Regions from separate parts of the Homo sapiens genome. Here region 2 is linked to region 1. Evidence: chromatin loops called from intact Hi-C (ENCODE). Cell type or tissue: sigmoid colon. All regions are shown on one strand. Links, peaks and the distances in the headings refer to the core of each region. The heading gives the core; the rest is flanking DNA. Region 1 overlaps LOC105372093 (a long non-coding RNA gene). Region 2 holds the start of EPG5 (ectopic P-granules 5 autophagy tethering factor).

Region 1 (12,328 bases), core at 1-8,000:
TCTCTTTCTCACTGTTGTTGGGGACTCACCCTGCACCACAAAGAAGACTAGATAAAGAAAACCACTAACCAGTAACATCCGGCTCAGTAGGCTGAGCACAAAAGCAAGGTTTTGCTTTGGCCCTAGACCTAGAAGCCTGCTGAGTGAGCGCCTTGGCCCTAGAAAAGAGGAGCAGGGGGTTGTCCGGAGCCCCTCCGACCACGCTGCTCTCAGTCAGGCACCACAGACACAGGCAGAGCTGGCTAGAGGTCAGAGGCATGGCCCCAGTGAGAAGCAGCAGCTGTGCCCTGTGAGCAGGTAGGATGGGGTTAAGGGCTGGCCTGGAATGGGGGCAGAAGGTGGAAGTTGGGAAATGGTGATGACAGCAGTTATTGCAAGGGGGCAAGCCAATGGGCAGGCAGTGGGCGTAGAAAAGCAGCTCCACTGAGACAGCCATGCAGGGAGCCCTGTGCAGGCAGACAGCTGTGGTCAGGGGTTAAAGAGGTGGAGAAAAGCAGAACATGGAGCCATGTAGAGAGCAGGTGCTGGCGGCCAGCTGGTACTGTAACAGGAAGAGTGCAAAAAAAAAAAAAAAATAGCAGTTTTTGCCATGGGGTGAGGCTCCACCCCTCTTTGAACTGTCTGGTGGGGCCAGGGCTGGGGCTGGGAGAGGGATGGGGTGGCTTTCACTCCTCTCCCCAGTGCTTGCTTCTTGATGGGTCAGTCTGGGTCACTAGGGTCCACCTGTCTCTTACGGCATGGCCTGAGCAGTAGTTTCAAGGGGTGTCATGGGGCGGGGAGGTGGGCAAGTCGGGCAGCAGAGCATTACAAACCCTGGGGCCCAGGCAACAGCCCAGACTAGCTCTATCAGAACCTTAGGGGCGGCCCAGGCCGGGGTGGTTGCCAAAGCTCCCCAGGGGGCCCCATCAGTAGAAGGTGTGGGGGCTGCTCGGTGCTGTGCTGTGCTGCTCTGTGCAGGGCTGCAGGGAGAAGATTCTCTAGAGAGCTCTCAAGTGGGAGGAGCCCCAGGCAGCATGATTTTGTCAAATGGAGATTGTCTCTGTCCCTGAGGTCAGAGGAGGGCTGTAACCATACAGTTCTTAACCTCTGGATTTGGACAAATGTAAGCTGTGTTCCTGGCCCCTCTAAAGACCTGTGAATCCTATTCTGCTCATCTGTGTGTAGTTCTTGTTTTTAAGCTTCCAGAGAGACACTGATTCCTAGCTAGTTTCTAACCCTAGCATACAGCAAGATGGAAAGCTCAGGACACAAGATTAAAGTGACAGCCTGGAGGGCAGGACAGGGAGTCTGGGCTGTGGCTGGAGCACCCATCACCATTCCTGGGCCACAAGCCGCCTTCAGGGACTGGCTTCCTGTTCTCCCAGGCCCCGCTGTGGCTCCTTGGCCTTAGCCCCAGGTTCTCAACATGAACAGACTGTGAACTCCTTGTGAACAGCGATGAGTTTTGTACATTCCCCTAACTGGGGCCTCTCTCCCGCAGTGAATGAGTAAGTGACAGACACAGTTATACTAAAGTTATAAGTTATGTCCAGCAAAAGAGAGGCATTGCCTTCTCTGTTGTCATCTGTCCTCCCATCAGTGTCTTGCAAGTCTTAATAGCTTTTGAACAAATGAATCATATTTACATTTTGTACTGGGCCCCATGAATTACGTAGCTGGTCCTGTGCTGAGCTCTTGGTGGCAACTGGAGCTTGCTCTCCCATGGCTGCAGCATCAAAGATCCCCCTGGGCTAGTTCTCTGCTTTCAAACTCCTTCCTCACCCATGACAGCATGAGACAGCAACACAACACCCCAATATACACAGAGCCTCACTTGTGGGGTACTCACTTGACAAGCACCCCAGGGAGCAAAGGAAGTGCAGAGAGAGGTGGCACCTTCTATCCTGAAGACCCAGCACACCCAGGCTCCATGGTGCAGGGACTGGAACAAACCAGGAAGGCACCCCACAACCAAAATATTTGTAGATTTTCCAGCTGGAGCAAAGGAAAGACCCAGACAGATCCCTACTCATAATCAGCTCATGAAACGCCCTACTGGAGAAAGGCAGAAAGAGTAGCTGGCTTTTTCCCCATCCCTGCATACTCCCCTGGGTGCTCTTTGAATCAATGTTTAGCCGGATTTCACCCAATCATGAGCGTGTGAGTGGGGAGCACCCCCATGACTTGGCTTCCTGCCCAACACATCACACCACAACCTGTGAATAACTCATCTTCCCCAACACATTATAACCTCTGAGGGGCCAGATTATGTATTTTCATGGCCCCCATTCCAGGCCTGGCACGTGGATACATATTTACTGACAGATGGACCCCTACTTCAGCATCCCTGTAAGCCTGGAATTAATTCCAGGAGGTGGGTACTAAGCAAGATAATGTTTAACCAAAATGCAGATTCTAGCACCTCCCCTGAACCCTAAGATATTGGGATTCAGTAAGTGATGGGGTATCTGCATTTTTACCTGCATCGCAAATGACTTAAGAAGGCCAATTCTCCTGGCTATCTGAAGAACTGAAGGAGGTGGGTAGACAGAGGGGGTCTCAGCACAGGAATTTGAGTAGAATTCACGTAGAAGCCCAGGACATGATTGCATGAGTGGCCATGGGTCAGTGTGCAGCTTGCAAATCCAGTCACTGTAAGGCCTTATCCTAGAAAGGCCCTGACGGGGACTGGGGTTGCGGGGGTGGGGATTGAGGCAGGTGGCTACCATCTGTCAAGAGCAGCAGCAGACCTGCAGCTGGCTCCATGGCTTCTGTGGCCCATGCCCACCCTCCCTCCTTACCATCACAGCAGTCGCCCAAATGGCTCAGAGAGGAGCTCATGGGAACCCCACTTACTGTTGACACTGGGGGAAAAGAATGGAAATATGATTTGGCATAACTTGAGGGACGTATAAATGGTTTGTGCCTTTCACACCCCAAAAACTTCAATTTACCTCCCTCATGAATGTCTTAGAAGCTTCTGCATTCTTTAAGAAAACTCTAGTTTTTACATAAATTTAATATTGACCATATAATTCAACATTCAATTTTATGTTATCTGGTATCACCTGCCACCTGGGTGGAGGGTCTTATTTGCTCAGCAAGATGGGAAACTCTAAAGTCAAAGACCTCATCTTATAATTACTTGAACACAACATACTTTGGAGACCAAACATATTACTGAGCACAGGATATCCGTGCTGCTTGATTCACTTACTATTTGAACTCCTGGTTCTGAGACTGTTATCCGAGGAGAATAAAAGGGTGCTGGATGGGCTTCCATGGAGAGATGGAAACTGTCTGAGTGTTAAGGGCTCAGGCTAGGGAGGAGACAAAACTCTTCTTCTGAAAGTTTCATAGCTTTAGCTCTTATATTTAGGTCTTTGATCCACTTTGAGTTATTTTTTGTATATGGTAGTAGAGTCCCCAATCTTCTGCAAGTGGATATTCAGTTGCCCCAGCACTATTTATTGAAAAGACTATTCTTTTTTGCATATGGGATTGTTTTTCAGAATCCAGAAAAATCTTTAGTTCACATTCCTCTTGCTTTAAGGTAGTATTTCCATAACTCATCAGTCATGGATCTTAAATACATATCCAAAAGAAAAAATTTTAAATAAGAAAAAGTCACATGATCCAATGAGATCCAGGTACATTAAGCCAAATAAAGTTTAACATCTTTCATTAGCATTGGCTTCTCAAAGACTTTAATGCCAGTGTGCTTTTAATGAATCACTTATCCTTCTTTTATCAGAGAAGGGCGTGTGTGTGTGTGTGTGTGTGTGTGTGTGTGTCCACATATTAACATCTCTACGAGTACACTTCCAAACACCTCGAGTTTTGGAATCATTCTTTTGCAAGAGTAGACTTACTGACTTGAATGCTATTGGATTGTTTTAATTTCATCTTGGAGAGTTCGGCTAACAGGATGGTTGGGGTGTGTGTGTTTTGTAGACTTGTAGCTTTTATCTTCAACCAGGTCAGAGCAGAAATAACACAGTAACCTATGAATTCCTCTGGGGTGTTTTTTAGCAACTGAATGTAGAAGCCACAATTTTAGTTTGTTTCTGAACTGTCCATTTTTTTAAACTTAAATATTAAGGTGTGTGTTGTTGTTTTGTTTTGCTTTTTGAAAGTGTGGTCCAAGAACCACCTGAATCAGACTCACTTGGATGTAGTTAAAAAGCGCAGATCCCTAAGGCCCCTTCAGACCTAATAGTCAGAAACACTGGGGCTGGAGCCCAGACTGCACCCCTCCCCCCGCCCCGCCCCGCCCAGGATCCCTGGTGATTCCTGTGCATATCGAAGTTTGAAAAGCATGCTTTTCCTTGAAATTAAGAGACAGTGAACCCAGTTGTCTGCAAAGAGATAGGGGACAGAAACTTACATGTACCTAGGACGAAGATGGCTCTTTCTGTACCTTTGTCCCTTCCCTTCATCTGCACTGCCCACCTTCTGTGCCCTTTTGCATGCTCACACATCCTTCTGTATGATCAACGGACTTGGGCACGCTGCACACTCCTTGGCTTATGAAACTTTCACACTGTCAGCAGAGGGCGCCAGAGACCCTCCAAAAGCCACGGAATGCTCCATTTGCTCGTTGCCCTCCTTTTGCATTCCAGGCTTTTGCATTCTATTCTAGGCATCTAGTTTTCCAGGCTTAGGCCTGTCCCCCACCTCACTGATTCTCAAAGGGACATTGGATCTCAGGAGAGTGCACAGCTTCTAAGAAACGCACTTATTGTGGGGCCTGGAAATTTATTTAATGCCTCTGAGCCCAAATTTCACATCCTAACAAGGAACTAATTTATTAGCCTGTTACTGTAGTTCTTTTAATGGTTAAATGAGGTAACAGGTGAATGTGCCCATGAAGGTCAGCAGCCCAGTGACTGCCAGCACCCTGCCACTGCCACCACTGGTGCAAGTGTAAGCATGGACACTGGCAACCCTGCTCCCACCTGCACCCTGCCACAGGTACAAGTGCACACAGGAATGCAGCAGCTCGACTTCTGCTGGTACCCCAACCCCACCAAGGCATAAGCACCCTGCGGCGCTGCCACAGGTGCCAGAACACGTGAGTGAGCACAGATCCTGCTGCCACCGCCCCAAAGAAGCACTTTGTCTGGCACCACCCATCAGAGGGTTGTGGCTAATGGACCAGGAACACCTTGGACCCTCTGATGCAGCAGGTTCCCAATCTCACGGGGCCAGATAACAAAGCTGGGGTCCTGGTACCAACTCCCCAGACTTAGAGTCCACCAGGAGTGCTGAGCTGAGCCGTGGCCCCTAAAATCTTCCAGAAATGAACCCAGTCAACTGAACCTACCTTATACTGCAATGAAACCCCCAAGGGCAGCAAAGAAGAGAAAAGCAAAGAAAAAAACATGCATCGAAAGGACAGCAACTTCAGAGGTTGAGGGAACATCATCCCACACAGATAAGAAGGAATCAGCACAAGAACTCTGGCAACTCAAAATGCCAGAATGTTTTCTTACCTCCAAATGACCACACAAGTTCCCCAGCAATGGTCCCTACCTGGGGCTGAAATGACAGAAAAAGAATTCAGATTACCGACAGGAACAGAGAACATTATCATTGACATCCAGGAGAAAGTTGAAACCCAATCCAAGGAATCTAAGGAATATAATAAAACAATACAGGAGATAACATATGAAATGGCATTTTGAGGAAGAACCAAACTGATCTGATAGACCTGAAAAACTCACTTCAAGAATTTCATAATACAATCACGAATATTAACAGCAGAATCAACCAAGCTGAGGAAAGAATCTGAGAGTTTGAAGCCCAGTTCTACAAAATAGACAAAAATAAAGAAAAAACAATAAAGAAGAATAAACAAAACCTCCGAGAAATATGGGATTATGTAAAGAGACCAAATCTACAACTCCCTGGCATCCCTGAAAGAGAGAAAGAAAGAGAGAGAGCACGCACATGAGAGCGAGCAAGCACAGATCACAAGCAACTTGGAAAACATTTAAGGATATCATCCATGAAAATTTCCCCAACCTCACTAGACAGGCCAATGTTCAAATTCAGGAAATGCAGAGAACCCTTGCAAGATACTATACAAGATGACCACCCCCAAGATACATAGTCATCAGATTCTTCAAGGCCAAAATGAAAAACAAAATGTTAAAGGCAGCTAGAAAGAAGGAGCAGGTCACCTACAAACGGAATCCCACTAGGCTAATAGTGGATCTTTCAGCAGAAGCTCTACAAGCCAGAAGCAATTGGGGAGCCTGTATTCAGCATTCTTAAAGAAAATAAATTCCAATCAAGAATTTTACAGGCAGTCTAACTAAACTTCATAAGCAAAGGAAAAATAAGACCCTTTTTAGACAGGCAAATGCTCTTGGAATTCATTACCACCAGACCTGCCTTACAAGAGATCCTTAAGGGAATGCTGAATGTGGAAAGGCCATCACTGGCAACTGCAAAAACACATTTAGGTACTGAGACCATTGACACCATAAAGCAACCACACAATCAAGTCTGCATAATAACCAGCTAACAACAGAATGCCAGGATCAAATCCACACATATAAATATCAATCTTGAATGTAAATAGGCTAAATGCCCCAATTAAAAGGCATAGAGTAGCAAGCTAGATAAAGAAGTAAGACCAAAGTATATGCTGTCTTCAAGAGACCCATCTCACATGCAATGGCATTCATAGGCTCAAAGTAAAGGGATGGAGAAAAATCTACCAAGCAAACAGAAAATAGAAAAAAGCAGAGGTTGCTATTCTAATTTCAGATAAAATAGTCTTAAAACCAAAAATAATTTTAAAAAGACAAAGAACATTACATGATAGTAAAGGGGTTCAATTAACCAAGAAGACCTAACTATCCTAAATAGACATGCCCCCAACACAAGGGCACCTAGATTCATAAAGCAAGTTTTTAGAGACCTATGAAGAGATTTAGATAACTGCACAATAATAGTGGGAGACTTCAACATCCCACTGAAAGTATTAGACATACCATCAAGGCAGAAAACGAACAAAGACATTCAGGACTCAATCTCGACACCTGACCAAATGGGCCTAACAGACATCTACAGAACTCTCCACCCAAAAACAGCAGAATATACATTCTTCTCAGCTGCACATGGCACATACTCTAAAATCAATCACACAACCAACCATGAAACAACCCTCATCAAATTCAAAAAATCCGAAATCATACCAAACACATTATCAGATCACAGAGCAATAAAATAAAAATCAATAGGGGCCAGGTGCAGTAGCTCACACCTGTAATCCCAGCACTTTGGGAGGCTGAGGCAGGTGGATCACCTGAGGTCAGGAGTTCAATACCATCCTGGCCAACATGGTGAAACCCTGTCTCTACTACAAATACAAAAATTAGCTGCATGTGGTGGCACACGCCTGTAGTCCCAGCTACTCAGGAGGCTGAGGCAGAAGAATTACCTGAACCCGCGAGGCAGAGATTGCAGTGAGCTGAGACTGCACCACTGCACTCCAGCCTGGGTGACAGAGCAAGACTCTGTCTCAAAAAAAAAAAAAAAAAAAAAAAAAAACTACTGACATGAAGAGCCAAGATGGCCGAATAAGAACAACTTCAGTCTACAGCTCCCAGTGTGAGCGACGCAGAAGACGGGTGATTTCTGCATTTCCAACTGAGGTAGCAGGTTCATCTCACTGGGGAGTGTCGGAAAGTGGATGTGGGACAGTGAGTGCAGCGCACCGAGCATGAGCCAAAGCGGGGCAAGGCATTGCCTCACCTGGGAAGTGCAAGGGGTCAGGGAATTCCCTTTCCTAGTCAAAGAAAGGGGTGACAGACAGAACCTGGAAAATCGGGTCACTCCCACCCTAATACTGTGCTTTTCCAAAGGTCTTAGCAAACGGCACACCAGGAGATTATATCCCGTGCCTGGCTCCGAGGGTCCTATGTCCATGGAGCCTCACTCATTGCTAGCACAGCAGTCTGAGATCAAACTGCAAGGCGGCAGCGAGGCTGGGGGAGGGGCGCCCGCCATTGCTGAGGCTTGAGTAGGTAAACAAAGCAGCCGGGAAGCTGGAACTGGGTGGAACCCACTGCAGCTCAAGGAGGCCTGCCTGCCTCTGTAGACTCCACCTCTGGGGGCAGGGCATTGCCAAACAAAAGGCAGCAGAATCCTCTGCAGACTTAAATGTTCCTGTCTAACAGCTTTGAAGAGAGTAGTGGTTCTCCCAGCATGCAGCTGGAGATGTGAGAATGGACAGACTGCCTCCTCAAGTGGGTACCTAACCCCCGAGTAGCCTAACTGGGAAGCACCCCCCAGTAGGAGCAGACTGACACTTCACACGGCTGGGTACTCCTCTGAGACAAAACTTCCGGAGGAACGATCAGGCAGCAACATTTGCTGTTCACCAATATCCACTGTACTGCAGCCTCCACTGCTGATACTCAGGAACAGGGTCTGGTATGGACCTCTAGCAAACTCCAACAGACCTGCAGCTGAGGGTCCTGACTGTTAGAAGGAAAACTAACAAACAGAAAGAACATCCCCACCAAAACCCCATCTGTATGTCACCATCATCAAAGACCAAAGGTAGATAAAAGCACAAAGATGGGGAAAAAACAGAACAGAAAAACTGGAAACTCTAAAAAGAGTGCCTCTCCTCCTCCAAAGGAATGCAACTCCTCATCAGCAATGGAATAAAGCTGGATGGAGAATGACTTTGACAAGTTGAGAGAAGAAGGCTTCAGACGATCCAACTACTCCAAGCTAAAGGAGGAAGTTCGAACCCATGGCAAAGAAGTTAAAAACCTTGAAAAAAAATTAGATGAATGGATAACTAGAACAACCAATGCAGAGAAGTCCTTAAAGGACCTGATGGAGCTGAAAACCAAGGCATGAGAACTATGTGACGAATGCACAAGCCTCAGTAGCTGATGTGATCAACTGGAAGAAAGGGTATCAGTGATGGAAGATCAAATGAATGAAATGAAGTTAGAGAGAAGTTTAGAGAAAAAAGAATAAAACTAAACGAACAAAGCCTCCAAGAAATATGGGACTGTGTGAAAAGACCAAATCTACATCTGGTTGGTGTACCTGAAAGTGACGGGGAGAATGGAACAAAGTTGGAAAACACTCTGCAGGATATTATCCAGGAGAACTTCCCCAATCTAGCAAGGCAGCCCAACATTCAAATTCAGGAAATACAGAGAACGCCACAAAGATACTCCTCGAGAAGAGCAATTCCAAGACACATAATTGTCAGATTCACCAAAGTTGAAATGAAGGAAAAAATGTTAAGGGCAGCCAGAGAGAAAGGTCGGGTTACCCACAAAGGGAAGCCCATCAGACTAAAAACTGATTTCTCAGCAGAAACTCTACAAGCCAGAAGAGAGTGGGGGCCAATATTCAACATTCTTAAAGAAAAGAATTTTCAACCCAGAATTTCATATCCAGCCAAACTAAGCTTCATAAGTGAAGGAGAAATAAAATACTTTACAGACAAGCAAATGCTGAGAGATTTTGTCACCACCAGGCCTGCTCTAAAAGAGCTCCTGAAGGAAGCACTAAACATGGAAAGGAACAAACAGTACCAGCCACTGCAAAAACATGCGAAATTGTAAAGACCATTGAGGCTAGGAAGAAACTGCATCAATTAACGAGCAAAATAACCAGCTAACATCATAATGACAGGATCGAATTCACACATAACAATATTAACCTTAAATGTAAATGGGCTAAATGCTCCAATTAAAAGACACAGACTGGCAAATTGGATAAAGAGTCAAGACCCATCAGTGTGCTGTATTCAGGAAACCCATCTCACATGAAGAGACACACATAGGCTCAAAATAAAGGGATGGAGGAAGATCTACCAAGCAAATGGAAAACAAAAAAAAGGCAGGGGTTTCAACCCTAGTCTCTGATAAAACAGACTTTAAATCAACTAAAATCAAAAGAGACAAAGAAGGCCATTACATAATGGTAAAGGGATCAATTCAACAAGAAGAGCTAACTATCCTAAATATGTATGCACCCAATACAGGAGCACCCAGATTCATAAAACAAGTCCTTAGAGACCTACAAAGAGAGTTAGACTCCCACACAATAATAATGGGAGACTTAACACCCCACTGTCAACATTAGACAGATCAACGAGACAGAAAGTTAAGAAGGATATCCAGGAATTGAACTCAGCTCTGCACCAAGTGGACCTAATAGACATCTACAGAACTCTCCACCCCAAAACAACAGAATATACATTCTTCTCAGCACCAAACCACACTTATTCCAAAATTGACCACATAGTTGGAAGTAAAGCACTCCTCAGCTAATGTAAAAGAAAAGAAATTATGACAAACTGTCTCTCAGACCACAGTGCAATCAAACTAGAACTCAGGATTAAGAAACTCACTCAAAACCACTCAACTACATGGAAACCGAACAACCTGCTCCTGAATGACTACTGCATACATAACGAAATGAAGGCAGAAATAAAGATGTTCTTTGAAACCAGCGAGAACAAACACACAACATACCAGAATCTCTGGGACACATTCAAAGCAGTGTGTAGAGGGAAATTTATAGCAGTAAATGCCCACAAGAGAAAGCAGGAAAGATCCAAAATTGACACCCTAACATCACAATTAAAAGAACTAGAGAAGCAAGAGCAAACACATTCAAAAGCTAGCAGAAGGCAAGAAATAACTAAGATCAGAGCAGAACTGAAGAAAATAGAGACACAAAAAACGCTTCAAAAAATCAATGAATCCAGGAGCTGGTTTTTTGAAAAGATCAACAAAATTGATAGACCACTGGCAAGACTAATAAAGAAGAAAAGAGAGAAGAATCAAATAGACGCAATAAAAAATGACAAAGGGGATATCACCACCAATCCCACAGAAATACAAACTACCATCAGAGAATACTATAAACACCTCTACGCAAATAAACTAGAAAATCTACAAGAAATGGATAAATTCCTCGACACATACACCCTCCCAAGACTAAACCAGGAAGAAGTTGAATCTCTGAATAGACCAATAACAGGCTTTGAAATTGAGGCAATAATTAACAGCTTAGCAACCAAAAAAAGTCCAGGACCAGATGGACTCACAGCCGAATTCTACCAGAGGTACAAGGAGGAGGTGGTACCATTCCTTCTGAAACTATTCCAATCAATAGAAAAAGAGGGAATCCTCCCTAACTCACTTTGTGAGGCCAGCATCATCCTGATACCAAAGCCTGGCAGAGACACAACAAAAAAGAGAATTTTAGACCAATATCCCCGATGAACATTGATGCAAAAATCCTCAAAAAATACTGGCAAACCGAATCCAGCAGCACATCAAAAAGCTTATCCACCATGATCAAGTGGACTTCATCCCTGGGATGCAAGGTTGGTTCAACATACACAAATCAATAAACATAATCCAGCATATAAGCAGAACCAACAACAAAAACCATATGATTATCTCAATAGATGCAGAAAAGGCCTTTGACAAAATTCAACAACTCTTCATGCTAAAAACTCTCAATAAATTAGGTATTGATGGGATGTATCTCAAAATAATAAGAGCTATCTATGACAAACCCACAGCCAATATCATACTCAATGGACAAAAACTGGAAGCATTCCCTTTGAAAACTGGCACAAGACAGGCATGCCCTCTCTCACCACTCCTATTCAACATAGTGTTGGAAGTTCTGGCCAGGGCAATCAGGCAGGAGAAGGAAATAAACGCTATTCAATTAGGAAAAGAGAAAGTCAAATTGTCCCTGTTTGCAGATGACATGATTGTATATCTAGAAAACCCCATCATCTCAGCCCAAAATCTCAAGCTGATAGGCAACTTCAGCAAAGTCTCAGGATACAAAATCAATGTGCAAAAATCACAAGCATTCTTATACACCAATAACAGACAAACAGAGAGCCAAATCATGAGTGAACTCCCATTCACAATTGCTTCAAAGAGAATAAAACACCTAGGAATCCAACTTACAAGGGATGTGAAGGACCTCTTCAAGGAGAACTGCAAACCACTGCTCAATGAAATCAAAGAGGATACTAACAAATGGAAGAACATTCCATGCTCATGGATAGGAAGAATCAATATTGTGAAAATGGTCATACTGCCCAAGGTAATTTACAGATTCAATGCCATCCCCATCAAGCTACCAATGACTTTCTTCACAGAATTGGAAAAACTACCTTAAAGTTCATATGGAACCAACAAAGAGCCCGCATTGCCAAGACAATCCTAAGCCAAAAGAACAAAGCTGGAGGCATCACGCTACCTGACTTCAAACTATACTACAAGGCTACAGTAACCAAAACAGCATGGTACTGGTACCAAAACAGAGA
Region 2 (16,655 bases), core at 4,264-12,263, 280 kb after region 1:
ATTATTTCACGGCAGGAAACCAGACCCAGGTGAGGAAAGCCAAGAGAGCAGAAAAGGAAGAGGCCAGTGAAGTCACAGGAGGGAGAAGGAAAAATGGGGTCCTGACAGAGTGTGGCAGGGGGATATGGAGAAGGAATGGAGGAGAAGGGCCGGTGTCAACGGGTGGTGGGATCAAATATTGGAAGGTGGAGGCGGAAGATGCAGAGGGCTCAGGGAACGGGAGTAGAATTGGCTGGGGAGGCCGAAGAGAGGAGCAAGGAGACACAGCACACTGCCAGAGCCTCGGGAGGGTGGGGGAGATCCTCACCTTTGTTTTAGTCCGGCTGGCCTTGGCCTTGGCCCGGCGCTGGGGCTTCACCGCCTCGGCCATAGACCCTTCCGCGGCGCCGTCACCGTTTGTTTTTGTCAAACCCCTGCGCTTCAAGCAACCTGCCCGGTTCTGGCCTCCGGACTGTCACATGATCGAATCTCCGCCACTCCCGGAGAAGAGGCGGTGAGTCGGCGCCTCTACGGGCCGCAACGTAGGACAAACCACTCCAGGACGCATTTGCACTGGAGGAAGGCAGGCCCGCCCCCTTCCCGGAGCCCAGGCCCCACCCCTAGCCCTGGCTCCACCCGGCGCGCAGGTGTCTTGGGTTGCGCTGGACAAGGGCAGCGACCCAGGCTGACCCACCTCCTCCGTCTCCCGGCTCTGCGGAACCTCACTCAGTGCGGATCCCGGGCGCGCTCGCACACCTCACCCGCGTCGGCTTGAAGAAATCCGGAAAGTGGGTTTGCCATTCTTTTTTTTCATCTTCAGATAAACCAGATCCAGTCGGTTAGCCTAAATCCGCACTGCGCGCAAGGAAGAAACCCTGACGCCCATCGGGGTGTGCACTTCGGCGTCCTCTTTTGTAAAGGGGAATGATCACACCTGCCTTTTCGGATGTCATGAGAATTTAATGGGCTCTCCCAGAAAGGTGCCTGGTAGCGGCAGGCATGTCGGTACATGGTAGTTATTAATTATCATTACTGTACAAATTCCCAGACTGGAAAAAAGACATGTGCTCCTAAAAGGACAGGCAAACAGGTAACAAGATAAATAAGATCCGTAAAAGTATTCTTAGTATACATTTTACAGTGTGCTTCATTTGAAATTTCCAGATGTGAAAAACTTGTCCACATCTTCCCTTCCCAGCTCTAGGATTTCTGTGATTTGCTTGTATCCTTATTGTTAGTGTCTGTCAATCCTCCCAGAATGTAAGATCCTCAAAGGCAGGGTTCTTAATTTTGTTGCCTGATGTATCCAAGGGTCTTTAGAACACTGCACGTAGTAGCACATAGTAGATACTAAATAAATATTTCGTGAATCACACAAATGAGTATGAGTTTTGTCTGGCGGTGGGGTAAGATCGTTGAAATGGAGTGGGCCAGGCGCAGTGGCTCACGCCTGTAATCCCAGCACTCTGGGAGGCCGAGGCGGGTGGATCACCTGAGGTCAGGAGTTCAAGACCAGCCTGGGCAACATGGTGAAACCCCAACTCTACTAAAAATACAAAAAAGTCGCCGGGCATGGTGGTGGACGCCTGTAATTCCAGCTACTCGGGAGGCTGAGGCAGGAGAATTGAACCTGGGAGGCGGAGGTTGCAGTGAGCCGAGATCGCACCATTGCCCTCCAGCCTGGGCAACAAGAGCGAAACTCCCATCTCAAAAAAAAGAAAAGAAAAGAAAAAGAAGAAAAGGAAATGGAGTGTATGGGAGGGAGGAAAAAGACCATCCACCCACCTGTAGCATACCCTAGAATAAAAAATCCAGCAATATGGCATGAAAAATGGAAAAGACTTCAGAGATGCAGTTTGCTTGTTTGTGATGATATTTTAATTGAGTATATAATACAATTTCGTGTATTTTGTTCCCAAATCCTCAACAACAAAAATTATTAAGCTACTCAGAATATACATGTACTTTGTATGTCCTGGTGTGTGTGTGTGTGTGTGTGTGTGTGTGTGTGTGTGCATGTATATAAAGTTATCACCTGCAAAGAGTTGGCCAATATAAACAAAATCTTTATACCACCATTACTATCCATAACTTTTGCTGATATTTCTCCCAGTCTGGAATACCCTTGCTCTCTGACCTCTCCCAGTTTAAGTCATTTATGACATTTAAAGTTCTCTATGTGCTACCCACTACTTGGTCAGCAAAACACAACTGACCCTACTCTCAATTTGCATGTTTTACAGTTTAGTTGGGAAGCAGACACAATGCATAGATACATTGTGATACGTGTATCATCGCCTAACTGGTAAAAGAGGCATACATTGGAAAGACTGAATGAAGGGATGACACCAGGGCAGGGGTGAGTTCCACACAAAAAAGAGGTTAATCAGGGAGGATGGGAGAAAGAGGAGAAGGAGGAAAGAAATGAAGGTTCTTTAAAAAGCACCTCAGCCTGGCACAGTGGTTCACACCTATAATCCTAGCATTTTGGGAGACCGAGGCAGGCGGATTGCCTGAGTTCAGGAGTTCGAGACCAGCCTGGGCAACACAGTAAAACCCCATCTCTACTAAAATACAAAAAATTAGCCAGGCCTGGCAGCGTGCGCCTGTAGTCCCAGCTACTTGTCCCAGCTACTTGGGAGGCCAAGGCAGGAGAATTGCTTGAACCCAGGAGGTGGAGGCTGCAGTGAGCCAAGATCGTGCCACTGCACTCCAGCCTGGGTGACAGAGCAAGGCTCCGTCTCCAAAAAAAAAAAAAAAGCAACTCAAAACCACAGCCTCCTAGGACTGCATAAGGTACTTCTGCTGCATTTATGTGGCTTACTGCACTTCTCAAGATGGTGAATGTGAGTATGATGTATGATGACTGGAGAGGCCAGAGAGAGCCAGATTGCTCTGTATAAGCAGAGATTTAGAGAATTTAGAGAGGAAGGAAGAACAATATATAAGGGGAGGTGGAAACGAAGTCACCTGGCAGAGGGCTAACTACTAAGGAGACCTACATTTTCCATCACGAAGTTATCTGTCGTTGGATTAATTTCAGAAAGTGAGGCCAACAGCCAGACAATTCAAGTTCAGTAGAATCCAAACAAAAGGTAAAGCAACAATCAGTTAGGTAATGATATAATTTGAACCGAGAAGGTGGTTTTGAAACTACTCCTTTTGAAGGATATAGACTTGAAGTCTCTGTTGCCACAGCAACAATTTTAAAAGGGACAATGGGAGCAGGGGCTCAGAAAAGTTCCCGAACATATGCAGTCAAGGATTTCATGTCCCAGCCAGACAACTGACTGATAAGCAACCTGAGTTCCCAGGGCTGCTAAACCCAACCTGTGAGACAGTAGCTTGAAAAAGTAAACAGGCCGGCAGTGGTGGTTCACACCTGTTATCCCAGCACTTTGGGAGGCAGAGCAGCGCAGATCACTTGAGGTCAGGAGACCAGCCTGGCCAACATGGTGAAACCCCATCTCTACTTAAAAAAATACCAAAATTAGCGTAGCGTCATGGCATACACCTGGAATTCCAGCTACTTGGGAGGCTGAGGCAGGAGAATCGCTTGAACCCAGGAGGCGGAGGTTGCAGTGAACCAAGATGGCGCCACTGCACTCCAGCCTGGGCAACAGAGCGAGACTCCATCTCAAAAAAAAAAAAAAAGTAAACCAATTCCTGGAAGTAAAGTATCATCTCAGGAAAGTCAAATACAAAGCAGATAAAGTAATTTAAGCTGACAGCATAATCCTTTTGTGTTAAATTAGGAATAAACTGTATCTTTTTGTATTTAAAGTGCTTGTACTGGTTACGATAATTTGGCAAATTAAAGGATATAGACCTTATGATTCCAAATTAAAATATGTATTTTACTACCTGATTTTAGATTACATATATTTTAGTTAAAAATAAGATAATTTTATACGGCTTACATAATCATGGAATATCTCTGAGAAATTAAGATCTATCATATTTATAAACTGAATTTGTGGCTGGGTGCAGTGGCTCATGCCTGTAATCCCAACACTTTGGGAAGCCAAGGCGGGCAGATCACGAGGTCAAGAGATCGAGACCATCCTGGCCAACATGGTGAAACCCCGTCTCTACTAAAAATACAAAAATTGGCTGGGTGCACACCTGTAGTCACAGCTACCCGGGAGGCTGAGGCGGGAGAATCGCTTGAATCTAGGAGGCGGAGGCTGCAGTGAGCCGAGATCATGCCACTGCACTCCAGCCTGGCAACAGAGTGAGACTCCGTCTCAAAAAAAAAAAAAAAAAAAAAAATTTGTTAGACCTTAGTAGGATGGTTTAAGTAGTTAGAATGGTTGGTTGGTCAGTTCAGGCAACATTAAAAAAATTAATATTTTGAATTTAATACTGTAGTATAAAACATTTGAAGGAATTTAAGTGATGATGGGACCAATTGTTTAAGGGACTTTGGTCTGTTGAATGTGAGTGGATGAATTGTTAAGGTTCCCCCTTGAACATGACTATGAAACTCTATTAGATTTATAAAAATAATGTTGAGGTATGTATAAAGATAACTTGAAGACTTAACAAAAACTGGGCCGGGCATGGTGGCTCACGCCTATAATCCCAGCACTTTGGGAGGCCGACGTGGGTGGCTCACCTGAGGACAGGAGTTCGAGACCAGTCTGCCCAACATGGTAAAACCCTGTCCCTACTAAAAATACAGAAATTAGCCGGGCATGTAATCCCGTACTACTTGTAATTACAAGTACCTGCCTGTAATCCCAGCTACTCAGGAGGCTGGGACACAAGAACCACTTGAACCTGGGAAGCGGAGGTTGCAGTGAGCTGAGATTGCACCACTGCACTCCAGCCTGGGCAACAGAGCAAGACCCTGTCTCAAAAAAAAAAAAAAAAAAAAAAGGTCGAGCATGGGGGCTTACGCCCATAATCTCAACACTTTGGGAGGTCGAGGTAGGTGTATCACGAGGTCAGGAGATGGAGACCATCCTGGCCAACATGGTAAAATCCCGTCTCTACTAAAAATACAAAAATTAGCCCAGTGTGGTGGCGTGCACCTGTAATCCCAGCTACTCAGGACGCTGAGGCAGGAGAATCGCTTGAATCCGGGAGGCGGAGGTTGCAGTGAGCCGAGATTGCGCCACTGCACTCCAGCCTGTGAGACTCTGTCTCAAAAAAAAAAAAAGACTTAACAAAAACTAAATTTTAGAATGTGTATGGGTTTAATAAATTAAGATTAATTTTTAAATAATTTAAAATACTAATTTCAGCTAGCAAAATAACAACAAATGTCTTCTCTATGCATAAGTACTATTTGCAGAGATTCTAAGAAATTCATCTTGACAGCAAGCAGTGTTCATCACTGGCATAATAATCAGAGAAGGGTTTGCTACTCTGGGCTGTAATAATTATCACCAACATTTCCTGAGCTCTTACTCTCTGCTGGGCCCTGTTCTGAGTACTTTTCATGTGTTAACTCATTTGATTCTTCCAACAACCCCGCGATGTTGAGGATTTCATTGCTTTCATTTTATAAAAAGAGAATTAAGACTCAGAGAGATTGAATTATTTGCCTAAGGTCACACAGCTTATGTAAGTGGTGGAGCTGGGATTTGAACGAAGGCAGTTATACAATATAAACAGACTTTGAAGAGGAAGCCAGGTTTACTGTCTCCATGTTTGCAATATTTAATACTTATACACTGGGGCCAAGATGACTATCAGAAATATTTCATTTAAAAGATACTGTATTAATCATAATAGTCACAGTGTTGACTGCTGGATGTCAAGGTTATATTTTTTTCTTCAAAAATTTCTATAATAGTTTTAAATTATAATATTTCTTTTGGTTGTTGTTGTTGTTGTTTTTATTTTATTTTATTTTTGAGACAGAGTCTCACTGCAATGCCCAGGCTGGAGTGCAATGGCATGATCTTGATCTTGGCTCACTGCAACTCCCCCTTCCCAGGTTCAAGCGATTCTCCTGCCTCAGCCTCCTGAGTAGCTGGGACTACAAGCATGCACCACCACACCCAGCTAATTTTTGTATTAAATTATATTTCTAAATGCAACTGCAAACAATATAGAAGTACCTATGATAGTAAGTTAATACTCCTTTCCCCAGAGTTAACATTAACAGTTCAGTATACATCCTTAAAGACTTTGCTCTACTCACATACAAAATCACACTCTTAAATACTCCATGCCTATGTGTAGATTGCGACCTTTTAATTAATGAATCCTAGCGCTATTTCCTTGTAAAAACAGATACCTCTACCTCATTTTTCCTTCAATTAATAAAATATTTCATAAACTTATTTAAACTTATTTAAAACTTATTTAAACAGACTTTTGATGGCCATTGTGTTGTTTTCAATGTTTCACTATTAAAACCAGTGCTGGTGGGCGCAGTGGCTCATGCCTGTAATCCTAGCACTTTGGGAGGCCAAGGACGGTGGATCATGAGGTCAGGAGATGGAGACCATCCTGACTAACACGGTGAAACCCCGTCTCTACTAAAAATACAAAAATATAGCCGGGCGTGGTGGTACGCACCTGTAGTCCCAGCTACTCGGGAGGCTGTGACGGAAGAATTGCTTGAACCCAGGAGGTGGAGGTTGCAGTGAGCCAAGATCACGCCACTGCATTCCAGCCTGTGCGACAGAGACTCCATCTCAAAAAAAAAAAACACACCCACACAAAAAAAATCAGTGCTTATACATGACCACTCATATATTTTTATGCATGTTTATTTCTGTAAAATCAATTCCTAGATGTACAATTTTGATCATAGAGGCATTCTCATTTTTAATTTTGATAAATATTTACCAGATTTCCTCCTAATAGGCTGTATTAATTTTCACTGCGGCTTTAAGAATTTAAAATACTTTTTAATCTCATGATTAAAATCCTGGTCAATTAAAAACAAGAACAAGGCGGCCAGGGGTGGTGGGTCACCCCTGTAATCCCAGCACTTTGGGAGGTTGAGGCTGGTGGATCACCTGAGGTCAGGAGTTCGAGACCAGCGTGACCAACATGGAGAAACCCTATCCCTACTAAAAATACAAAATTAGGCAGACATGATGGCACATGCCTGTAATCCCAGCTACTCGGGAGGCTGAGGCAGGAGAATCACTTGAACCCGGGAGGCAGAGGTTGTGGTGACCCGAGATCGAGCCATTGCACTCCAGCCTGGGTGACAAGAGTGAAACTGTTCATCTCAAAAAAAAAAAAAAAAAACCAGCATTCATAAAAAGACTGTAACTCATATATTATGTTATGGCATTCCATAACATAATATGACTATGATGCATAAGTCAGCCAGCATCTGGAAAAGAGTAAAAGCAAGGTTCAGTGAAAGCTGCTGAACTCTAGAAGGTACGCTGGGTTGACCTTTCTTAAATCTCCTTCCAAAATTCCATTCCAGAGTCTCTGTTGCCATCTGGTGGCAATGCCTGCTTGGTGAAACCTCTTACATATGATTTCCGAGAAGTCATTCATGATACAGATAGTTACTTTCTGTACATCATAACAGCACAAGGCGTTATTTCATCATTCTTCATTACTAAATGCATTTTTTAAAATTGCGAAAGAATCAGGTTGCTTCTACATTATTTCAGTTTCTTGAGACAATTAGCTCCCAGAGCAAGTACGTACCAAAAATGTACAACCTATGTTTTTCTAACAAACTGTCTTCCATAGGTGGGCTCTTTTCCATTAACAGACTTTTGCTTCCATAGGCAGCAAAGCATATAAACTTTGTCCTTTTTTTCCTCTTATAATCTCCAAACATTAAATGAGTCATACAAGTACAGTTGACCCTTCAACACTGCAGGAGTTAGGGTCACTAATCCTCCACACAGTTGAAATCTGCATATAAATTTTGACTCCTCCAAAATTTTATTTTATTTTATTTTATTTTACTTTATTTTATTTTTGAGATGGATTTTCACTCTTGTTGGCCAGGCAATCTCGTGCAATGGCACGATCTCGGCTCACTGCAACCTCCCCGCTTCCCGGGTTCAAGCGATTCTCCTGTCTCAGCCTCCTAAGTAGCTGGGATTACAGGCATGTGCCACCACGCCCGGCTAATTTTTTTTTTTTTTTTTTTTTTTTTTTTTTTTTTTTTGAGGGGGAGTCTCGCTCTGTCACCCAGGCTGGAGTGCAGTGGTGCCATCTCGGCTCACTGCAAGCTCCGCCTCCCGGGTTCACGCCATTCTCCTGCCTCAGCCTTCTGAGTAGCTGGGACTACAGGCACCTGCTACCACACCCGGCTAATTTTTTTTTTTTTTTTTTAATGGAGACGGGGTTTCACTGCGTTAGCCAGGATGGTCTTTATCTCCTGACCTCATGATCCACCCGCCTCGGCCTCCCAAAGTGCTGGGATTACAGGCGTGAGCTACCGCGCCCAGCCCTAATTTTGTATTTTTAATAGAGACAGGGTTTCATCACGTTGGTCGGCTGGTCTTGAACTCCTGACCTCAGGTGATCCACCCGCCTTAGCCTCCCAAAGTGTTGGGATTACAGATGAGAACCAGATATTTAAGGCCATGAAATTTAAATGTATTTGGCACTTAAATGGAAATTTCTGGCAATAGCTGTCCCTTCAACCTAAAACAAAACTATACTAAAAGACAGACAACAAAAATATAAGCCAGGGCTGGGCGCGGTGGCTCACGCCTGTAATCTCAGCACTTTGGGAGGCTGAGGCAGGTGGATCACCTGAGGTCAGGAGTTCGAGACCAGCCTGGCCAATATGGTGAAACCCCATCTCTACTAAAAATACAAAAATTAGCCGGGCATGGTGGCAGGTGCCTGTAATCCCAGCTACTCGGGAGGCTAAGGCAGGAGAATCGCTTGAACCCCAGAGGTGGAGGTTGCAGTGAGCTCAGATCACGCCAAAAAGAATTCTAGCCCCTCTCATCTTGACTTGGTGGCTAGTGCCCTTTTATTTGTTTTATGAGAACAATTTAGCCTTTTGGGAAGGGCTGTTATATAAACTATCACTAAATTCCTTCCCAAAGCTAGTTTGGCCTATGCCCAGGAATGAACAAGGACAGTTTAGAGGTTAGAAGCAAGATAGGGTCAGTTAGGTCTGATATCTTTCACTGTCATAATCTTCTCAGTTAATATTTTTGCAAAGGCGGTCTCAGTCAGGGTGAAATGAAATGGTGATAACATCTGTGCTGCACCATAAAAAAGAACGAGATCATGTCCCTTCTGGGAACATGGATGGAGCTGGAGGCCATTATCTTTAGCAAACTAATGCAGGAACAGAAATCCAAATACCACATGTTCTCCCTTATAAGTGGGAGCTTAGTGATGAGAATACATGGACACAAAGAGGAGAACAGACACTGGGATCTGTTTGAGGGTGGAGGGTGGAAGAAGGGAGAGGATCAGAAAAGATAACTATTGGGGCCATGCGCGGTGGCTCACACCTGTAATCCCAGCACTTTGGGAGGTTGAGGGCTGGAGGATTGTTTAAGCCCAGAAGTCCAAGACCAGCCTGGGCAACATGACGAAACCCCGTCTCTAAAAAAACACAAAAATTAGCCAGGAGTAGTGGCACATGCCTATAGTCCCAGCTACTCAGGATGCTGAGGTGGGAGGATCACTTGAGCCTGTGAGGTGGAGGTTCGGTGAACCGAGATCATGCCACTGCACCCCAGCCTAGGCAACAGAACAAGACTCTGTCTCAAAAAATAACTATTGGATACTAAGCTTAGTACCTGGGTGATGAAATAATCTGTACAACAAACCCCTGTGATACCAGTTACCAATATTGAAATGCTTCATTCTCTTTCACCCATTCATGAGAAATAATTATTTCTCCCTTGAACCTCACAGGTCTTTGTAAATGCCTCTATTACCACATTGCATTTCAATTATGTTCATATGTAATGCAAGCCATTAGAATGCCAAACCCTTGTGGTTCAGTCTTGATGTGATGTCATGATTAAAGAGGCACAGGCAGACCAAAAAAAAAAAAAAAAAAAAAACTATGCTGCAGAATCACAGTTACTGAGGCCTCACTCGTGGTGAATTTGGGTGAAACAGGTGGAAGAGCTCATGCAACATTACTAACACTTGAAAGATATGGGGCAAAGGTAATTCTAAGGACTATCAAGTAGGTTGGTTTTTATCAACTGCTGTTGACACACTGCAGAAAATCACAAGCTTGGGTCACTTAGGGAATAGTGGGAAAGCCAGAAAGCCCTTATGGCATCATTTAAAGAGATGCATTTTGCAAAATTATAAAGATAACGTGAATATAAAAAGAAATGATGTTACTTCCAAATTACTTTATCTTTCTTCAGATCCCCTGAGTCACGGGTCAGGAGGGCACATCAGTAATCCTTCCTGCAGTGGAAATGGTACATTCTGGTTTCTTTGTTGTTGTTGTTTATAGAGACGGCATCTCACTATGTTGCCCAGGCTGGTCTCAAACTCCTGGGCTCAAGGGATCCTCCCACCTCAGCCTCACAAGTAGCTGGGACTGCAGGTGCATATGACTGCACTGCGTAGAAACGGTACATTCTGGATCAGGCCTAAGCAAATCCAGGGAGCACAAGTATGTTGCCCCAAAAGGTGATGCAGACTCATCAATTACCCTTCTCTGTTGTATCTGTGCCTCTCCCTCACCTCATACCTATGGCCTCAGAGAAGGCATTCTTCAACCCAGTTGATGGAGAAAAACTCAGGCCTGGTCAAGAATAGGTCAGCTCTATATGTTAATTGTTGCTCTGTACCCGTGTGGACTGCTGCCACATGACAGTCCACTCAGGAGGGACTGTGGAAAACAGCAGCGAAGAGGAATACGCTCAAAGCACAGGAGTCAAGCAGTCCAGCTGCTCATCAGCTTGCTGTGAAGGGAGACATAGCCCACAGTAAATAATATACATAGATTCCTGGGCTGTGGCACGTGACCTGACTGATTGGCAAGGGAGGAAATAGAAGACTGAAGACAGGCTGGGCATGGTGGCTCACGCCTGTAATCCCAGCACTTTGGGAGGCTGAGGCAGGAAGATAGGTCAGGAGCTCGAGACCACCCTGGCCAACATGGTAAAACCCTGTCTCTACTAAAAATACAAAAATTAGCCAGGCATGGTGGTGGGCACCTGTAATCCCAGCTGCTCAGGAAGCTGAGGCAGGAGAATCGCTTGAACCCAGGAGACAGAGGCTGCAGTGAGCCGAGACCACACCACTGCACTCCAGCCTGAGCGACACAGGGACACTCTGAATCTAAAACAAATAAAATAAAAATAAATAGAAGACTGAAGACAAAGAGGCCTAGAGAAGAAGCAGGCAAGTGGCCTCTGGAATTAGGCAACAAAATGTGCAACTCTTTGTGTCTCATACCAAGGCCTATGAGAGAATATCCATCACAAAGCAGGTGCAGAGCAACCAGGTGGCAGGGATGACTCATCCAGTGCAGTAAGCAAGCCTCTGTCCTTGGCCACTCTGGTGCTTCCTCAATGGGCCCATTAACAGAGTAGCCATGGTGGCAGGAATGCAGCTAAGGGGACTTCCCTGCTCACCAACCCCGATGTAGCAACTACCACTGAATACCTGATCCATTAGCCTAGAGACTGAGGCTGAGCTCTAAATATGTTACCAGTCCTCAAGGAAACCAACCATCCACTTGGTGGCAAATTGATCCCATCAAACCCATTCTACCCTGGAAGCATTTCTGTCTACTGGGATTGAGTTCAAGAATGGATTTGCCTTTCCTGCTAGCCTTGCCTCAGCCAGCACCACAATCCAGGAGCTTATACAGTGTGTAATGTAACATTATGGTTTCCACATAACATCATCTTAAACCAGTGTTTCTCAATTTTTTTTCTTTTTTTCTTTTTTTTTTTAAACGGAGTCTTGCGCTGTCTCCCAGGCTGGGGCGCAGTGGTACGATCACATCTCACTACAACCTCTGTCTCTCAGGTTCAAGTGATTCTCCTGCCTCCCCGAGTAGTTGGGATTACAGGCACATGCCACTGGGCATGGCTAATTTTTGTATTTTTAGTAGAGACGGGGTTTCACCATGTTTTGGCCAGGCTGGTCTTGAACTCCTGATCTCAAGTGGATCTGCCTGCCTTGGCCTCCCAAACTGCTGGGATTACAGGCACGAGCCACCTCACCCGGCCTTCAATTTTTTTTTCATTATCACTCCCTTAATATCCTTTTTAGACTTTTTTTTCCTGTCAGCCTATGAAACTTTTCTTTTTTTATTTCTTTCTTTTTTTTTTAACATGCCTTCTGAATTCAAAAACTCCCATGAAATTTTAATACCACAGATATACTGTATTATTCCTCCTCCTCCTCCTCCTCTCTTCTTCTTCTTCTCCCTCTCCCTCTCCCTCTCCCTCTCCCTTCTCCTTCTTCTTCTTCTTCTTCTTCTGGAGACAGACTCTTACTCTGTTGCCAGGGCTACAGTGCAGAGGCACAATCTCGGCTCACTGCAACCTCCACCTCCTGGGTTCAAGCGATTCTCCTGCCTCAGCCTCCCAAGTAGCTGGGATTACAGTCACCTGCCACTATGCCCAGCTAATTTTTTGTATTTTAATAGAGACGGGGTTTCACCATGTTGGCCAGGCTGGACTCGAACCCTTGACCTTGTGATCTGCCCACCTTGGCCTCCCAAAGTGCTGGGATTATAAGCATGAGCCACCGTGCCCAGCTGTATTTCTTTTTATGCAGTATATGTTTATCCATGCTTTATACATAAAAATAGTAAGTTTTGTTTTGTCTATCAATAACCAATTTTCACCCCCTTGGTGGCAATACTGCCCCCACTGAGAATACAAATCTTTTTTTTGCTTTTTTTTTAGACGGAGTCTTGCTCTGTTGCCCAGGCTGGAGTGCAGTGGCGTGATCTCGGCTCACTGCAACCTCTGCCTCCTGGGTTCAAGCGATTCTCCTGCCTCAGCCTCCTGAGTAGCTGGGATTACAGGCACATGCCACTACGCCCAGCTAATTTTTGTATTTTTAGTAGAGATGGAGTTTCACCATGTTGGTCAGACTGGTCTCAAACTCCTGACCTCGTGATCCACCTGCCTCCGCCTCCCAAAGTGCTGGGATTACAGGCATGAGCCACCACATCCGGCTGAGAACGCACATCTTACACTAAGAGATATTTGCTTTACGGCAAAGGTGGTACAACAACAGACAAATGCCCATCGGCTCCCCTTTGTCTACTGTGTACCGCATCACCTAGAAGATGCTGTCCTGATAGATTACTGGAATGTCCTCTTAAAGGTGCAGCAGCTTGAGAATAATACCTTGCAAGGCTGGGATGCTGGCCTTGATGATGAGGTATTGGTGTTTAAATGGCCACAATCTGGTACTGCATGTTATGACTCCAATAGGTAGAAAACACAGTCTGGGAACTGAAGAAAATTATGTATACAGTGGTCCATTTCCAACACAAAGTGCCTTGAATTGGCTTAGATCAGCAAACTACAAAAGAAACAGGATATATGAGGCCTCTGCTTGGATAGCCAACGCCTGCTTGTTGGCCTCCACCTTCCCCACAACTTAGTTGCCCTCACCTGAACCAAAGGAGTTTAGTCTAAGATGAAAGTTTACTAGCCTGCAGAATAGTTCCTTTTGTCTGTTCTTATCAGCCTGCCCAGCTATTTAGGTCATAAGTCAAATACTTGAACAGCGCCTGAGCTAGGATTGCAATGCATTCTGGGCTGCAACAAGATGCAGCAAGACAACCCTAAAAAAATACCTAAAGCCTTTACCCAACAATCAATTGGCAATGTCCAGGAAGATTGTGACCCTGTAATACTCAGCCTTTGAGGAACCGGGGAGGGACCTGTGCACTAGGGGATAAATTGCTTGTTGAAACTGTGCTGGGTGTGCCTGCCTATCAGACACCTGATCTTGCAAGACCATCATTAAAAGTCTCACTTTTGATGTTCTGCATGTCTCTGAGTCCATTCTTTGGGTTTGGATGGGTGAGTTTGTCTCTCACAGAAACCAAGAGGTAAGAGTGGCGTCTGTCACTATGGCTCACACTGACCCACCGGGAATTTGTGCTTCCCATCCCTTCGACTTTAGGCTCTGCCAGACAAAAACTCCTGACTCTAGGAGGTTGGCAGGGGATATCTATACCAGGGGATATAGAAAGGGTTCCATAAAACTATGGCCAATGCCTGGGCTATTGGGGTTCCTCATACCAATAGACCAGCAGGCAAAGAGAGGCATACCAATCCCAACAGGAGTTAGTGATTATCATGAGAAAAAGGGGGCAACGATGAATATATCTGGAAGGCAGGAGTTTCCCTGGGGTGCTTCCTTGTGTTCCCATGCCTGGTAATTAATATAAACTGGCAATTTCAGCAAACAGGGGACAAAAGCCTGATAACCAGGGCTAAGACCACCACCCCAGGGAGGAAGATGCAGATTATCCCACCAGTCAAGCAACCTAGACAAGCAGATGAACTAGCCAAGTTTAAGAGGATTCTAGAATGTCTGTGCATTAGTTCACTAGGGCTGCCATAAAAAAATACCACAGATTGGGTGGTTTAAACAACCAAAATTTATTTTCTTTCTGTTCCAGAGGCTGGAAGTCCAAGAACAAGGTGCAGAGTTGGTTTCCTCTGAGGCCTCTTTCCTGGGCTTGCCACTGGCACATGGCCACTCTCTTGCTGCCTCTTCACGTGCTCATTCCTCTGTAAACATGTACTCCTGCTGTCTCTTCCTCTTCTTTTTTTTTTTTTTTTGTTTGTTTGTTTGTTTGTTTGAGACAGAGTCTCCCTCTGTCACCTAGGCTGGAGTACAGTGGCGCGAACTTGGCTCACTGCAACCTCTGCTTCCGGGGTTCAAGTGATTCACCTGCCTCGGCCTCCTGAGTAGCTGGGATTACAGGTCCCTGCCACCACGCCCGGCTAATTTTTGTATTTTAGTAGAGTTGGGGTTTCACCATGTTGGCCAGGCTGGTCTCAAACTCCTGACCTCAAGTGCTCTGCCAGCCTTGGCGTCCCAAAGTGCTGAGATTACAGGCATGAGCCACCGCATCTGGCCTCTTCCTCTTCTTAGGAGAACACCAGTCACTAGGATTAGGGCCCCACCTCAACGGCCTCCCTTCAATTTAATCACCTCTTTAAAGGCTCTGTCTCCAAACATGGCCACATTCTGAAGTACTGGCTGGCAGCTGGGACTTCAACATATGAATTGTGTGTGAGGGTGGGGTGCATGATTCATCCATAATAGTAGGGGGAGGAAGGAGATGATGAATATCAATTATGGATTTAAGATTATCTGTAAGAACAGGAAATATAGCTGGTCCTGCTAACTGTTTCCTTTGTATGTGTGTGTGTCTGTTTTTGGAAGTTGGGACTTGAAGAAGTAGTGATAGGATGGAGTAAAAAGTGGGGTATGGATGCATCTGAACCATGTGGGGTCAGATGCTGTCAATGCCCCATCCACATCCCTTCAGTACCTCTCAATTCCTTAAACACACAGTTCCAACTGTCAGGAACTGTGTTCCTGCCTAAGGACCCTCTCAGACTGTTCCCACTCTCCAGCGTTGGAGGCAGCCCAGAAGTGCTGGGAAATTAATGCCTCCTAGGAGCATTCTGCAACCAGTGACTGACAGGAGTTGGTGAATAAATACTCCAGCTCCCTTGTGGCTTAGGTGCAATATCTCCTAAGTGTGTGTGTGTTCTTTTTTTTTTTTTTTTTTTCTTGAGACAGAGTCTCACTCTGTTGCCCATGCTGGAGTGCAGTGGCGCGCGATCTTGGCTTACTGCAACCTCCACCTCCCGGGTTCAAGCAATTCTTCTGCCTCAGCCTCCTGAGTAGCTGGGATTACAGGCACGCGCACCATGCCCAGCTAATTTTTTAATTTTTAATAGAGACAGGATTTCACCATGTTGGCCAAGCTTGTCTCGAACTCCTGACCTCAGGTGATCCACCTGCCTCGGCCTCCCAAAGTGCTGGGATTACACCGCACCCAGCCCCAGTTGTGTGTTCTGCACTGTTTCCTGGGAGTCTTCAACAAGAGTAAGCTCCAGCTGCCTGCCATGTAGCTTACTTGATAATGCACACTGTTTTTGCCTTTCTTCCTTTCCCTATCTGGCTTCCCCACTTCCATACTGGCACTTTCTGGAAAAAGTACTTGTACACAAATCCTTATCTCGGGGTCTGCTTCTGATGGAACCCAAATTAATATACCAACAGTCTGTAGAATAGCTCACATTTACTAAATTTAACACATGTACTCGTTTGGCTTCACTCACTTTGCACTCCTTATTTCTCTTTCAAGTGGTTGTTTCTCTAGCTATGTTTTCTTATGGGCCACTAATTCTTTCATAGTCTCTACTATGTGCCAGGTGCTGGAGATACAGCAGGAAAAAGAATAGACAATGGCCCTGCTACCATTGGGGTTCCAGTCTAAAAAGGAAGACAGGCTTTGAACAATTAATTTCAAGGGTGAATCATATCATAACAAGGAAAATGGAGGGGGAGGAGAGATACAGTAGTTGGATCCAACCTAGTCTGAAGGCAGAGATGGTGTCTCGCAGAGGAAGTAACACTGCAATTGACCTCTGAAGGATTAGTACAAAGTAGTTCGGCACCATCTCCATTTGGCTTCCCTGACCAGCGGTTTGTCTTTTTGAAGCCTAACAATCACAAATGTGGCAAGGGATCAAATAAAGCTTGGAAGAGCGATATGGTCAACACAAAAA

Evidence for each region. Peaks named below come from ENCODE experiments on the same cell type or tissue, not always from the same donor. Only the 100,000 strongest peaks of a DNase experiment are listed, where the experiment ranks them.
Region 2: it touches region 1 in a loop (8-fold over the local background); 54 of 110 quality-filtered maps call a loop at or near these places.

Annotation. Positions count from the first base shown.
Region 1 is chr18:45,686,921-45,699,248 of GRCh38, forward strand. LOC105372093 (a long non-coding RNA gene) reads right to left here. Exons shown (of 10, transcript XR_935423.3): 7 at 5,475-5,520. Among named protein-coding and RNA genes, the nearest start is that of SLC14A1, 31 kb to the right of the region's middle. In sigmoid colon, for the core only: a CTCF peak has its summit at 4,532 (motif pointing right); a DNase peak (open chromatin) is centred at 4,521; H3K27ac peaks cover 1,951 bases.
Region 2 is chr18:45,966,870-45,983,524 of GRCh38, forward strand. EPG5 (ectopic P-granules 5 autophagy tethering factor) reads right to left here and starts at 460. Exons shown (of 44, transcript NM_020964.3): 1 at 308-460. The coding sequence starts at 370. RefSeq lists enhancers at 219-720, 10,466-11,037. In sigmoid colon, for the core only: CTCF peaks have their summits at 7,402 (motif pointing left) and 7,605; no DNase peak of the experiment used is centred there.